Regions from separate parts of the Mus musculus genome. Here region 2 is linked to region 1. Evidence: chromatin contacts called from ENCODE Hi-C data. All regions are on one chromosome and are shown on one strand. The core of a region is the stretch at or near the end of the contact, and the rest is flanking DNA. Distances in the headings are between cores, read along the strand shown. Region 1 overlaps Nfil3 (nuclear factor, interleukin 3, regulated). Region 2 holds the start of Spock1 (sparc/osteonectin, cwcv and kazal-like domains proteoglycan 1).

Region 1 (5,140 bases), core at 1,561-4,060:
TTCCCCTCTCCATGTGCTTGTGTTTTCCTCCACATACTTATCTCAGTTCTTCTTTAAAACCCAGTTCTTCCTTAAAACATACACTGTATGTCATTTACACAGTTCACCATCTGTGAGCTACTCTCCCCACGAGTCTCCACATCAGCCAAGCTCAGAGACATTTTTTAACTGTGGATCACATGTCTGTGTGGATCCAGTTAGAGTATATGTGTGTGTGTGTGTGTGTGTGTGTGTGTGTGTGGTGTGTGTTAGTCATGACAGGCCACCATGGCCAAGCTGAACAGGTAGCTGATTCTATTTCACCACAAACGACCCATGGCTGGGGAGATGACTCAGATGATAAAGCCCTTGATTTACAAGTCCAAGAACTGGAGTTTAATCCCCAAAGCCTATGAGAAAGTCTGGGAAAGGTGGCAGAGACTATAACCTCAGTGTTGGGGAGGTAGAGACGGAAGGATCCCCAGGGCTCACTCCCTGGCCAGTCAACCTAGCCTACTATGTGAACTCCAGGTCTATGAGAGAAAACGTCTCAAAAACCAAAATGGATAGAAATCGGAGGAACAACCCTGGAGGTTGCACTCTGGCCTCCATACACACATACTTATGTACCAGTAGGCGCATGCGGTCACACATACCTATGGATTTCTAGGTCACCGAATAAGGAACACCTACTGTGTACTGAGCACAGAACTAGACTGAAGATTCTAAGAGTGGGGAGGTTGTGCAGGCTGAGGGCCAAACTGCAGAGCACAGACAGGACAGAGACAAATGCTCGGACATTGATCACGGTGGGACCTGAAGTGTGGATCCTGCTGACTCCACTCACACCAGATAGATGTCATTTATTTGGACATTTGCTAAGTCGCAGGCACTGGGGACATAGCCTACCTCATGTGCCCCCTTCAGCATCGTCAGAGGTTCGCAGACACGAGTGGCATCCAACACTCCTGTGATAGCCAACCTGAGACCTCCACCTAGCCTGGACCCTCACAGATCCTCTCTACATGCCACCTTTCAGTCCCAGACACACACAGCGTCCACCTCTCTTAGGTATGAACCTCAGATATGTAATAATGAAGTGATTCTAGGGACAGGAAGGAACCATGGATCTAGCTAGAGCTTACTCCACAAGTTGGCTACACCAAGAAGGACTGTCCGGAGCTGCCCTCAGTGGGTGTGGGCTATTTTACAGCCAAATTTTAATCTCCTGAGAGTTGAACCTATGTTGAAACAGTGAAAAAGACAGACAGCTATTGGCCTTGAACTTGTGATCATCTTATCTCAACCTCTTACACCTGTTCCAACCACCACCACCATCATCATCATCATTAATCTTTAAAAACATATGTGTTTATGTGTATGTTTTTGTGTCTATGTACATGCCAGTGCCTGCAAAGGCCAGAGACTTCAGGTCCTCCAAGAGCTAGAGTTACAACACTTTGTAAGCTGCTCACCGTGGGCGCTGGCAACTGAACTGAACTCAGGTCCCCTAAAAGAGCAATATGCATTCTTAAGCAATGAGTTATTTCTTCAGCCCCTTTTACTATCTTAAAAAAAAAACCATATACAGTTATGAGTGTTTTGCCTGCCTGGTACACTTGAAGGTCAGAAGGCATTGGATCGCCTGGACCTGAACCCAGGTCCTCTGTAAGAGCAACAAGTGCTCTTAACTGCTGAGCCAACACTCCAGTCCCATTATATTATCTTTTAAACAAAACCAAAAGTATATCTATTTCAACATTGTACATTGTGTTAGTTACAGTTTCTACTGCTGTGATGAAACACCATGACCAAAGAGCATCTTGGGGAGGAAAGGTTTTACCTGACTAACGCTTCCACATTGCTATTCATCATCAAAGGCAATCAGAGCAGGAACTCAAACAGGTCAGGAACCTGAAGTCAGGAGCCCAGGCAGAGGGGCGCTGCTTACTGGCTTGCTCCTCCTGGCTTGCTCCTCCTGCTTTCTTACAGAACCCAGGACCACCTGCCCAGGTTGGCCCCGCCCACAATGGGTTGGGCCCTTCCCCACCAATCACTAATTAAGAAAATGCTCTACAGATTGGCCCACAGCTGAATCTTAGGGAGGCATTCTCTCAGTTGCTGTTCTCTCTCCAGTCCTCTCTGGTGACTCTAGCTTTTAAGTAGACCCACATGGAAGAAGCAGCCAAAAGACTGAGCCACCAGCCAGAGATCACAGCAGTTAAAACCAAAGATGGCTCTCGAGTCTGTGTTCCTCAACAATGGATGCAGGGAAAACACAGCTGACAATATTTTTATTTTATTATAATAGTCATAAAGTGCATGTGTGTGTCAAGGCTGCAGGCTAACACTGGGATGTTGCCTTTATTACAGCTCCCAGGATCTGCTTGTCTCTGCTCTCTGCCACCCCAGCACTGGGGACCCAAGCATGCGCTACTGCCCCATGGGTTTTGGGGATCTGAACTCAAGTCCTCATACTCCACAACAGGCATTTTACCCAGTGAGCCACCTCCTCAGCACAGTTGAGGCCGCCTTCTAAAACCCTCAGTGTGCACGATGACTGCTTCGGATCCCAGTTTCTCACTTCGTGACTAATCTAGCCATGACTTCACCGGTGCGTCACTGTTTGAAATCAACACAGACCGTTGAGCTACCTTAGTCACTATGTTTCTTTTTTTAGTGAATAACTGACACGAAATGCCAATTCTATGATGTTACCCCCTGTTAGCGCCATTAACTCCATTACACCCATTAGCTGATAGGACTGCTTAAAGACACAAATAAAAAAGAGAAATTGGGGTGCAGGCATCGCGTCATGCCAGCTGGCATACTTTCCCACGCCTACTGTGAAGACACCATCACTGTTACCACGTGCTTTTCTTTATAACCTGCTACAGGCAAGAGCTGAATTTCATAAGCCCAGATCCTTGAGTATATTTAAGTCAGATGACCTAAATACTTGGCAATTAAAATAAGACCTGACCTAAGAAAAGGCTGCAAAAAGGATCCAAATAGACAACATAAATTCGGAACAAGAGTTCATCCTGCAGGTGTTCCCCAACGGTTACTACAGAAACGCATGTGCGTCTCCAACCTCTGACCTCCCAGAGGGGACTTGTGGCAGTTCACATTCTACAGAAACAGAAATGAATAAGCCCTCTGCACAGAGCACAGAACATCGTCCTTGTTTAGATATCAAAAATCACCAGGCATGGTGGCGCACGCCTTTAACCCCAGCTCTGGGGAGGCAGAGGCGGGCGGATTTCTGAGTTCGAGGCCAGCCTGGTCTACAAAGTGAGTTCAAGAACAGCCAGGACTACACAGAGAAACCCTGTCTCAAAAAACAAACAAACAAACAAATAAATGATATAAAAAATCCACAACAAGGCTGGTCGTGAGCTGCCTGGGGTGTGTGTGTGTGTGTGTGTGTGTGTGTGTGTGTGTGTGTGTGTTTGCTGGGAACTGAACTCGGGTCCTCTTAACAGGAAGCCATCCCTCCAACCTCTATCTGTGAAAATTGTGGAAGTTAACCAATCAATTCGTCACCTCCACAGACAGGAGTTAAGCCTTTTATCTTTACAAATCTTATTAAGTATTATCATGAGGGTCCATGTCGGGGATCAGAGGCCAGCAACATTCAGAAGTTGGTTCTGTCCCTTCCACTGTGGGATCTGGAAACTGAATTCAGGTCATTGGGTTTGCACAGCAAGCACTTTAATCCACTGACATTTTACATCAAGAACAAAACACTCTAGTTCCTGAGTGCTTAGCTCAGGGCCTGAAGTCACTCAGCAGTCCAAAGTCCACCCAGGGCCAGGAGAGACACGTGCTTGACACACACGTGGGGCACACACACACATGAGCCATCTCTCACTGCCAGGCCAGCCCTATCTCGGCAACAAACTGACCCACTTTTTCTGTTTGGATGCATCTGTAAATAAATGTGTCAAAACCTGATTCAGCTTACAGGAACAGAAAAGATTCCAAGTTCAACAAGGGATTACTTGAACATTAGGTTTTAACCTTAATGAATTGGATGACAACCCCACATTTGATTAGCCCACCCCTGTACTTTGTTGATTGAAACATGAACTAGTGTTTAACTGGCAATCTCTACAGTGCAAGGGTTTGCAACATTATGGAGCAAGTCTGAAGTCAGGCACAAGCAGGAAAGACAGGGGCACCCATTAAAGCAACTTCACAGCTTGAGGAGAAGCTCAGAGAGACAACAGTGGGGGAGGGGGGTGAAGAGACAGAGACACACACAGAGAGAATATACGAGTGTGTGTGTATATATAGAAATGTATTTTGAAAAACCTTAGTTGAGAAGCTTCAAAATGGGAACATTATACCTGTGAAATAGTAATTTGAAGAAAGGATACTGTTTTTATTTATGTGCTACTGTGTGAACATCTGTCACATTGTACCAGTGCCTGTAGGGGTCAGAAGAGGGCACTGGAGCCCCTGAAGCTGGAGTTAACAGTCAGTAGTGAGCTGCCTGATTATGTCCTCCGGAGCAGTAGCAAGGGCTCCAGCCCAGTCATCATCCCGGCCCCTATTTGTCACATTTTTGGAAAATATAATTGATCAAATTAGTAAGTTCCCCGGAGTCTTTCTTTTTGACTTTGCCATGATCATGAGCTTCTAATCCTGCATTCACCTCTTCTTCTGCACTGGGACTGTAGGTATCTACTCTGACATTGGTGTATGGGGTGCTGGAGACAGGACCCAGGGCATTGGGAATACTAGGCAAATGCTACCAGTTGAGGTACAGCTCTAGTCTCCTCTGCATCTTAGGGACACAAATGTCACAACTTTGACTAGTTAGAGCATAAGGGGAACAGCATCACAACGTTACAGAAGAGGGTGTGTGCTGGGGATCTGGGATGGCGGAAATGTTCCCAATCTCCCCAGCCTGGTTTTTAACGTTCTCACTCACTTTCCTAATCAGCCCGTGACTGTAAGTACTATTTATTGTGCCGTGTGCCTTAGGAAGAGAGTGGAAGGTTTATTTGAAGGCTACTTAATTACATTTAAGATCCCTAGAAAGTTAATAAAAGACACCGTGTTCTGATCAGTGAAAGACTTATAAACACCCAAACTCCAATGAAACCAGGTCCACAGAGCCCGGATTATTAACGAATGGCATCCAGCAAATCCC
Region 2 (4,884 bases), core at 2,381-4,880, 4.9 Mb after region 1:
AGGGCTATACAGAAAAAAACCTGTCTCAGAAAACAAAACAAAGAAGAAGCCCCAGAATAATAGGCCAAGAAGCTGAGGTTTTGTTAACCTGGAGCAAGAACTGGATCCCTGGAACTGATCAGGCGAGCCAGGCTCCTGCTACCTGAGACACACTTTCTCCCTTGTCCCTAGGGTGGCCTAAGTCTGGAGAAAGCAGCCTCCATCTCCTCGGTCCCCAAGGGCTTCTCCACTTCTACGATCCAACTAAAGATAGTTGGGCCTGCTCTAAAAGGACCCCTGATCTGAGTTCACACCACTTTAAAGGGGTTAATGGCATTCAATTATATCTGAGCCACTGCGGGAATCACATGACTCCATGAAGCATAGAAAATGGCTGATGACTGATGATGTTTGCAAATATTTTAACATCTTTGGATGTGTATAATGGTGTGCTGAACCAAATTGTCATTTTCACAAACTATACGCTGCTAAAAGCACACATTTGGCGCTAAATCTGCTCTGGAGGCTTCCTGCTTCGTGGTTAAACCTTGGGCCCTTCTTCAAAGCAATCATGAAGGCAGTGTTCCCAGCCATGCTAAGAGACATGAACATAGCATCCCTCCTAGAAAGGAGTCCAGGTCCACATAGGAGAAGCCTGATGCTGCGGTTTAGCAAGCAGCCAGAATCTCACCATCAGTCAAGAGTTGGTGGAAAACATTGGTCTGCTATTTTTAGTCAAGACCATGCAGGCAAGGGAAAAATAAGAAATACACTGTTCATTTTCTTAAGATGCAAAGCTAAGTGGGAATTATGGCTTTAAACTCAAGGCACATTGAGGCTGCAGGCCTTCACGCAACTCAGAGGTCCAGCAGGCTCAAGTGTTTCTACCCACGCATCCCCTGTTCCAAGACACCCAGCAATGACGGACCATCCTCTAAACCAAACGTTCTGACCTTCCTAGTGCTGAGACCCTTAAATACAGTTCCTCGCATTGTAGTGACCCCCCTAACCATACAATAATTATTTTGTTGTTACTTCATAACTGTAATTTTTTCTACTGTTATGAACCATAGTGTGAAAATCTGATATGCATGGTATAAATCATATTGTAAATATCTGATATGCAGTATCCCAAAGGGGTTGCTCTTCACAGGTTGAGAACCACTGCTCTAAACCAAGCCCAACTTGCCCAGGTGTGTAAGGGTCCGTCATATGCCTGATTCTCCAACCCTTACTGACACGCAATAAATTAAAGCAAAAACAAAACTATGTCTTTCCCCCTCCATGCTCCCTTCCCCACACACCTGGCCAGGCATGGTAACATCTCAGGCTGGCCCTCAAGATCTTAAAAGCGCCATAGATGGCTAAGAGAACTTGTTAGGAACTGTGAGATGCAGACTAGAGTCTCCTTCTGTTGGGTCCAGCAGGCAGATCTGTGGCAAACAGTCCCAAATAACCAAGGAGATTCAGTGTGTGTTTGAAAAGCTCTTCCCAGAAGAAACTCCTCCAGGGAGGAGAGGGGCTCGGAGGATATAGCAGCAAATCCCGGAAGGAGATCTGGACAGGTGCTATTTAGAAAGCACTGGAAGCCATCTGGAGTCATGCAGTTCCTCAGAGACTAGCTCCCTGCAAGGCCTCGAGATACTGAGAATGGGTTCTGAGAAATCCATGGAGAAAAGTATGGGGTGCCTTTCTCTACCTCTGTATATAACTGTGATGATGTCCAGTGGCATGGCTCAGGTCACCCCTTTAAATATATATATATATGGTATGGCTCAGGTATATATATATATATGTATGTATATATATATATATATATATATAGTGTGTGTGTAATTTATTATATATTGCTTTTTTAATGTTCTAACACATAAACTACTGCATAAAAACAAAACATTCAAACATAAAAGCTTTACTCATTGTAAGTCTTAGACATTTTTACAATACTGAAAGCATCTCGGGGACAGGGATTCCTAATGTCCCCTTAATCCCTACCACTCTGGGGAGTCTTTGAAGGGGCTGGGGAGCAGGTCCTACTGGAAGGGGGCTTCTTGCCCCATCTTCTGGAAGCACAGAGGTATGTAGGAGCCAGGACTGTGGCGGAGACAAACAGCAGATGTGCCCTGATGCCCCAGGGTTTCTCCCCCACATCCCACCTGGCACTCTCCTGGGGAAAGGATTCTCTGATTCTCTGCGCTGCCTGTTCCCTTTTCCCTTCCACTGAAGTCTGGAAGACTCCAAGCCACTGCACTGTTCCCTGCTATCCCATCAAGTTCATTGCCAGGAGGCCCCCAAGACCTCCCCTCATGCCTGACCTCATGGCTTCTTAATAAATGAGCTATACACATCACTAGAGATTTTTTTTTCCTGATGCACCCAAAAGATAGCCAGATCCTGCAGCTCCCAGGACCTTCCTTCCAGGGTTTGGTAAAGTCAGTCTGCCATCAGTAGCTCTCAGACACTTGGAGAGCCCCTCTCCCCAAGCTGCTTAAGGTTTGTGCCCTGTTTCTGTGAGGACAGCTGCATCGATCCTACAAGTGCACATACCTGGAATACAGGTAACACGCAAGAGCACCCAGCCTTCCAAGTTCTCTTTAAAGTTCCTCTCAGGCTAGACGGATGCACTGTGGACCTCCATGAGAGGTTTGAACCTACCACCCCCAACCCCTACACTGGTCTCTGAGCCCCCCCCCCCCATTTTCCACCCCCAGCCGAACTCACATCTCGGAAGCGGTTCCAGTACTTGTCACGGTCATACTGGGAGACAGTGCTCAGCCACTGGTCATTGTCTAGGAAATTGGCGTTGTTGAGGGCCGCGCCACCGGCCAGCGCGTCCAGGTGCCGGCTGTCCACTTGGAGGAAGCACCACGCCGCGGCGGCCGCCGCGAGCACCGCGATCGCTGGCATCTGGGGGCAGGGCACACGGGCGTGAGCCGGTGACAACAGGGCTACCTCAAGCCCCTCACTCCCACCGGGTGTCTGGGCGCCTAGGGGCGCGCACAAGCTGCAGCGCCTGGGCTCACCGCGGGGACAGGGTGGTCCCTCTCACACCTGGGACGGAGGTTGCACCTGGAGAGCCCTTATGCATGGAAACAGCTACAAACGCAGAGCCTAGGTCACCGACTCGGGGCCGCCGTCAAACTACTGAAGACCCTCTCACCGGCTCTCCGTTGTGGGGCTCCAGTACATCTCCCCCAAAACCCGGATGCTCAATGTGCCAGCCGCACTCCCACAGACGGGCCCCACAGCTCTGGTGTAGGGATAGGGATAACGGCGCTCTGAGCATCATCCCAGGCTCTGGCAGACGGGGGCTTTGGGGTGCCCTCAAGCCGGGCTTCCCGTTCCCAGCTAAGGCAAAGGTCTCTCTGCTCCCGGCCCGCGGCTTCTGCGCAACAGGGACACGCAGAAATGCCCCCAGGCCCTGACCCTGCCAGCCCGGGAGATGGCCTCAGGAAGGTCCCAACTACGCCAAATATGCCAAGTTGGGGCTCAGTGTTCTGCGGACACGTACCTTGGGAGCCCGCCCGAGTCCCGGCGCCCGAGTTGCTGGGGTTCCTGTACCGCGGTGGCTGGGAAGGCTGATGCCCGGCTCGTTCCCTTGCGCACCTGCCGCCGCCGCGCGTCCGGCCGCTTTGTGAGCCCGCAGCGCTCTGGCTCGTCTCGGGCGCGGCGTCCGCGGGCGGAGAAGCCTGAGCTCCTAGCCGAGGCCTCTGGCGCCCCCTGGCGGCTACTTGGCGCTCAGCGGTCCCATCCGGGAGCGTGATTCATTCGCAGCTCTACAGGGCTGACACAGATTTCAAGCTCAGGGAAATGATGTTAGAAGGCCAAGAAGTCGCCAGTGTTGAGGGACTCTCAACGAGTAAGTGCTTGGGACACCCGTCTCAGAATCTCTACGGTGGAGAGAGGAGACTCTCTCCAAGAGTCGGCCCTTTAAATGAGTCCCTGTTGCGTCTTGTGCACAGACAATATTTAGGTGAACTTCTCTACTCCCTGGTTCAAGCCATACACCCAGCATCTCTAAGTCTGATCTCCAACCAGAGCCACCCCTAAGAGTCCTGTGGAACCGACCTCCAGCTTCAAGCACGGACAGAAGGAGAAAGCTGGCCTTGACCCAGCCCTCTCTTCTCTTTCCAAATACTCAGCGTGTTTGGTTTAATAGGGGTGGGAGCGACTTAACAGGTGCATCGCTGCCTACTTCTTGGCACAGCTATAGCCTATAGCCCTGAACACACACACACACACACACACACCAAACTCAAAACCCTTCAGGACACTTCCCTGAGAAACACCCAAACCCTAGTCCCCTGCACACCTGGTCCTTGCCCTCTTACCCTTCTGCCTCTGTTTGCCCCCACCCACCCACCCACCCCTGCCTTCTTGTCCCCACTTTCTACACAGGCTAGCCTTGGGGTCAGACCCCAGTGGCAAGGGCTCCTCCAGGCCTGGGATCACTTTGCCCCTGGGCAGACTTGAGCTACCAGAATATCTGAATGCATTCTGCAGCTGCCTCATCTCCATTTGTTCCGAGATTTGTGGTCCCTGTGATTCAGGCCAGGACCTCGGTGACACTGCCCTGAGAACTCAGTGTTTCTCCAGCTGCAAGCTCACTGCGCTTAAGGTCACTTATGGCAAGCGTGACCTTCCCGTGGGCTGGAACTCTCTGACAGTGCGATCTGCCTTGCTCTCAGCAGCTGCACCAGTCATGACACACCACCAACAGTCAGTATCAGAGGGATCCTGAGCCCTGCTTTTCAATATGCCACCACGATGATGTGGCCGGTTGTGAGTCGTGCTGTAATAATTGGGCAGATGGCATGGTTTAAGCATGTGAATTGCAGTTCTTGTGCATTCTGGGAGGCCTTAGTACAGGAGAAGTGGAGTCTTTTTTTTTCATGTTGGGGAAAC

Evidence for each region. A loop is a pair of places that touch in the nucleus more often than their neighbours do.
Region 2: a loop to region 1 is called in a map of T-helper 17 cell, with 83 times the contacts of the local background. The contact joins the promoter of Spock1 here to the enhancer-like site in region 1. A Hi-C loop is called at or near these places in 3 of 37 maps with a recorded cell type or tissue (T-helper 17 cell and regulatory T cell).

What each region holds. Positions count from the first base shown.
Region 1 is chr13:52,971,056-52,976,195 of GRCm38, forward strand. All of the region lies in intron 1 of Nfil3 (nuclear factor, interleukin 3, regulated), which reads right to left. Among named protein-coding and RNA genes, the nearest start is that of Nfil3, 7.4 kb to the right of the region's middle. Within about 2 kb of position 2,811, at least 1 of the 3 ENCODE cell types and tissues checked has a DNase peak (open chromatin) inside an H3K27ac peak, as active enhancers do.
Region 2 is chr13:57,904,702-57,909,585 of GRCm38, forward strand. Spock1 (sparc/osteonectin, cwcv and kazal-like domains proteoglycan 1) reads right to left here and starts at 3,631. Exons shown (of 12, transcript NM_009262.3): 1 at 3,491-3,631; 2 at 2,701-2,886. The coding sequence starts at 2,886.